Regions from separate parts of the Mus musculus genome. Here region 2 is linked to region 1. The links are chromatin loops, found by intact Hi-C in ENCODE. Cell type or tissue: gastrocnemius. All regions are shown on one strand.

Region 1 (2,500 bases):
CGATGAATGAATGGAGTTTTATTCTCTGGTCTTGTGTCTTCCCCCAATCCTGTCACTTCAGTGTGACCCCTGTATCTCTGTCTCAGTTGGGCCCAGGAAATAAACACATCTGGTTGAGCTTGCACCTCTTAGCCATTGTAGACACGGCCCTCACCCCAATGTCATTAGAGTCCTATTGAACACAAGCTCCCCTAGCCAGGCCTCCCACTACCAGATCAGCCTCCTGAAGGTAGGTCATTGTCAATAATGAGGCTTGCGGCCCATCAAGGTCTTCAGGTAGTGATGAGACAACCTTAAAGAAATGCAAGGCTCTACCAAGGACTGACAGCCCACCAGGGAAACAAAACACTGTGGCCGATTGATATTTATGTATTGATGACCATGAGCCTAGCAAAAGGTCTCCCTGCCCCTCCCTGCCCCTCTCTGCCCCCTCCCTACCCTCTTCCTCCCCCTCTCTGCCTCCTTCCCTTCCCTAGAGTCCTATCCATCCTCATGAATCTCAGGGACTCTGGAAATATTTTCATCACCCTAGGGAGAGTTGAGCTCACTTACCCCTGTAGACTCCTCATCTACCGGCCCCCAAGGGACTGGCTCACACCCCCATCTTCTCTCCCTTAGCCTCTTCTGAGCCTCAGCCTTGGCAAGGTGATGGATTCCGAACCAGCAGTTGGCACATTCACCAAGTAATTAGTGTTTATCCTCCTTGTTTATGTGGCTGAACAACAGCTCGTTCTCAAACTTAATAGTCAATACTCAGAAAGACAAAACTGCCTTGGTCACTCTTGGGAGATGGCTTGAAGATGTGATGAGAGAACAGAGATGGGCGGGGGGCTGCAGAAAGGAGCCTGGTATTCCCACAGCCCCACTGCAGAGCCCACAGATATGTGTCATGCACTGGTGGGTCAAGGGACAAGTCCTTCTCTCCTGCTCAGTCCAGGGGTTTACCCTTCACCACAATGCTTCCTAGCCCGGGACAAGAAGATCTGTTTAATGATGAGGGTGTTGGGGGTGCAGCCTGGCCCCCTGCCTCCCCTGCCTCCCCTGCCTAGGCAGATGAGTACTTTTTGTGCCCATTAATGATGGTGAAATGCTGCCACCTGCTGGTCAGTTCTAGAATTCCGGGAGCCTGAGTCCTGTGCCCATCACCAAATGCAGGCTCTAAAAAAGAAAGAGCAAGTGCCCTAGCACAGGCCTGTAGTCCTATCATGTGACATTCAGATTAAGAGTTCAAGGTAATTCTTAGCTACGTAGTGATTTTGAGGCCAGATTGGGCTACAAGAGAGTCTCCAAAAAAATAAAGTGTTCTACCAAACCCATACACTATTGTGGATGCCAAGAAGTGCATGCTGAAAGGAGCCTGATATGGCTGTCTCCTGAGAGGCCCTGCCAGAGCCTTACAAATACAGAGGCAGATGCTCACAGCCAACCATTGGACTGAGTGCGGGATCCCCAAAAGAGGAGTTAGAGAAATGACTGAAAGAGTTGAAGGGGTTTGCAACCCCATAGGAAGAAGAACAGTATCAACCAACCAGACCCCCTGGAGCTCCCAGGGACTAAGCCATCAACAAAGGAGTACACATGGCTCCAGCTGCATATGTTACAGAAGATGGCCTTATCATGCATCAATGGGAGGAGAGGTCTTTGGTCCTATGAAGGCTCGACAGATGCCCCAGTGTAGAGGAACTAAGGGCAGGGAGATGGGAGTGGGTGGATGGGTGGAGGAACACCCTCATAGAAGCAGGGGGAGGGAGGATGGGAGAGGGGGTCTCTGGGAAGAAGGGGAACTGGGAAAGGGGATAACATTTGAAATGTAAATAAAGAAAATACCCAATTAAAAAATAAAGTGTTCTGAAATATGAGAGTGTATAAAAATGGAAGAATATATACTAACAACAGCAACAATGCTGAGAAGGGTAAACTCGAGAGTCTGACCATGTTGTCATCATTGTTCACTGCTGTTGCTTTGATGATTATGATAAAATCACAGTCTCTCAATTATTGATCACTCACCAGAATAATCTTTACAGACTGGGATTCAGAACTCATTGTCATCTCTTAAAAGTTCTTCCAATGATGTACAGATAGGTGGGACAATGTGCCCAAGACCATGGAATTGGTATATGGAACAACCTGGACCCCAGCCCAGGCTGAGTGCTCTGACTATGCCCCCTCACCTGGTTCCTCAAATGCAGAGAATGAAGCCCCAACACATCAGTGCACATCTTCCTAGATCCCCTTTGTGTCTGATGTGTCTTCTCTTTGTGTTTGTGCTTCTCTTCAGGTGACTGTTTCTGAGCCCCCCCCCACCCCCCTCCGCAAGCATGCCCATGTGTGGGAATCAATGTTCTAGGACATAATGGCACTGTTCCTAGGGTCCTGGATGCCCAGAGCAGACCCCAAAGCTTGCAAGGCCCCAGCCTTCTCTTCTGAATGAAAGGGTCTCTTCTGGGTTGAGGCCCTGAGTCAGGTCTAAAGGAAAGAAAGGGCAGTTTTGGGCTGG
Region 2 (2,500 bases), 460 kb before region 1:
CAGGGGAGGGAAAAGCCCAGGACAGGATGTCCACACCCCGAGTTTGAGCAGTTCTGATTCCAGAGGCCCCTTAGCACCCCACCTTCCTGAGGTCAGCTGCAGCACTGGGAGCCAGGCAGGCGAGAGGAGCAGAGGCAGCTGATGTACCCAGAGCGCCCAGCCTTCCATCCTGACCATCCCTGGAGGTGGCATTAGTTCTGTCCTATCCCACCTTGGTGCAGAGGCACATCTACATGCACCCAACTGTGTGTCCCTCACGGTCACTACCCTCCAAGGAGGTCTGCTGTTCATTTCTATTCAATGCAGGAGATGGCTAGCGAGGTTAACTTACCCAAAGGCCCAATTAGAAATCATCCTGCCTTTTTTTTTTTTTTTTTCATATCAACCCTATGCAAGTGCCACCAGTGTCCCTTTGCCTGACATGTAGAAGTGACTGACCCAACACCAGGAACCTAGTAGGTAATCCAGACTAATTCCTTTTGTCTTCAGGACAGATAGAAAGTAGATTCCCAAGTTTTGGCTCAGCCGACGTCCTGTGAGTGCCAACTGCCTATCAGTGTGCTACAAACAAGCGCTGTGACTTTTTGGTTGTGGTATGGCCCTGCAGGGCAAGGTAGAGACCTGTTGGGATTGCTAGCTTGGGCTACAGGGTTGAAACACCCAAAGTGACAGATGGTAGGCACAGAGCAGGGACAGGCAGAAAGGGGATACAGAGGACTACATGTGTATCACACATCAGGAGCATACATATGTGAGAGCATGTTCCATGTCCCACAGGTTTTGCCAGGCACAAATGTATGCGGAAGGATATGCAGATAGTGTGGACGGTCTGAGCCAGGCATAATGGCTCATACTTGTAACTTCAGGATGTGAGAGACTAAGATAGGGGGGTTGCAATAAGTTCAAGGGAAGTCTGGGCTATAGATCAAGACTGTCTAAAAAAAAAAAAAAGAAAAAAATATAAAGGAAAAATGAAAAGTCAATAATGCAGAGTGGAAATTAAAAGGCAATAAAGGCAGGAAAAGACAAAAAGACCAGAAGAAGATGGAAGGGGGAGGTGGATGGTGGCCTTCTTTTCTACCCTGTTGTCTCTTTTTTCCACCCCCTCTGAGGCCTGGGAGGTGGATGAGTGAATATGAAGTCAGTCCAGGCCAGCCCAGGCCAGAGGCCAAGAGGTCCTAGGGCAGGACACAGGGAGACGGTTCCCAGCACCACCACAGGGTGGCACCGGAGACCATGACTGGCCTCAGGAAGGCGCTGGGGTGTAGACCCAGGGCAAGCATGGAAGGAAGGCTGCTGTCCAGGCCTCTTCCCGGTCTGGCCCAGGAGGGCCAGGGTCAAGGAACTGTCTGGGCCCATGTGTCTGCTCCTGGGAGCCTGCTGCAGCCAGCTCACTCCCTGATTCAGCATCACTCACTCCATTGGAATCACACGCCTCCCATGGGCCCCATGTGAGTGTGTGGGGTGCTACTGGCAAGCAGGCAGGAGCAGGGCGGAGGTCCTGGATGGGGGAAGAGGTTTTCATGTTGCTCAGGCTGGGAGGGCTAGTGAAAACACAGGAGCCTCAAAAGGGGACAGGGTCCGGGACACTTGCCTGAGGTCACATGGCTGAGCTGTGGCCGCCCAGAAGCTCCTGAGCCTGGAGCTGTCTGAGAGAAGCACAAGCCCAGAGGATTTGGGTCCCCACTAGTCACCACTGTGTCCTCAGTGCAGGTCACAGAGTTTACTGAGAGAGTTTAAGTGTTTACTGAGAGCTGTTTTGACTGCTTCTCTTGCAACCCTCTCTGGGAGCTCATCATGGTTTACTGGGTCCCACTGTCCTTAGAAAGGAAATCTGTGTTCTCAGCCTGCCTCCCCAGCTCCAGGCCTCAGATAAAGTCCTCCTCTCCATCTGCCTCCGTGTCTTTCTTTGCTTGGTTGGTTTGAAACAAGGTCTCATTAACCCATGTTGGCTTTGAACTTATGACCTTCCTAGCTCAGCCTCCTGAGCGTTGAGGTTCTGAGCCACACTCCTGGCCAATCTTCACCTGTCTACTTCCTTATTCAGTTAGCAAATATCCACCGACTATTTTTTCTCTCTAGTCATAGCATTGCTATAGAGCCAAAGGAATGCCTGGGATCACTGCAGCAAGCAGACATGGAAGGAGCTGACAGTGAAGTGCTCAGGGAATAAGAGAATAAGAACATTGAGGCACGCAATTCACAAAGGTTTCTTGGAGGCTAGACTTTGTCCAGCCTTGAAGGATGATGGTGTGGGCTCAGAGAGGCTAAGACAATAATCGAGGCATCTAGATGGAAGGACCAGCCTGCTGCATCTGAACTGCTATGCTCCCCTCGCCTGCAGAGGTGAGGAGCCCTGAGTCCTTGGCTTTTCCTTTCAATGCTCTGTAACCACCTGCACTGTGAGCTTTCTCCGCTGTCCCTGCGGAGGCTTTATCTTTGGACCTACGGGCCTTGCTGTCTCTGCTCAGGACAGAACTCAGCTCCATTCTGTGACTCA

Evidence for each region. Peaks named below come from ENCODE experiments on the same cell type or tissue, not always from the same donor. Only the 100,000 strongest peaks of a DNase experiment are listed, where the experiment ranks them.
Region 2: it touches region 1 in a loop (5-fold over the local background); 21 of 42 quality-filtered maps call a loop at or near these places.

The regions. Positions count from the first base shown.
Region 1 is chr9:43,338,348-43,340,847 of GRCm38, reverse strand. No RefSeq gene overlaps it. Among named protein-coding and RNA genes, the nearest start is that of Gm36799, 18 kb to the left of the region's middle. In gastrocnemius, a CTCF peak has its summit at 1,115 (motif pointing left); a DNase peak (open chromatin) is centred at 1,084.
Region 2 is chr9:43,800,899-43,803,398 of GRCm38, reverse strand. All of the region lies in intron 5 of Nectin1 (nectin cell adhesion molecule 1), which reads right to left. Among named protein-coding and RNA genes, the nearest start is that of Gm46108, 11 kb to the right of the region's middle. In gastrocnemius, a CTCF peak has its summit at 1,223 (motif pointing right); a DNase peak (open chromatin) is centred at 1,221; H3K27ac peaks cover 1,958 bases.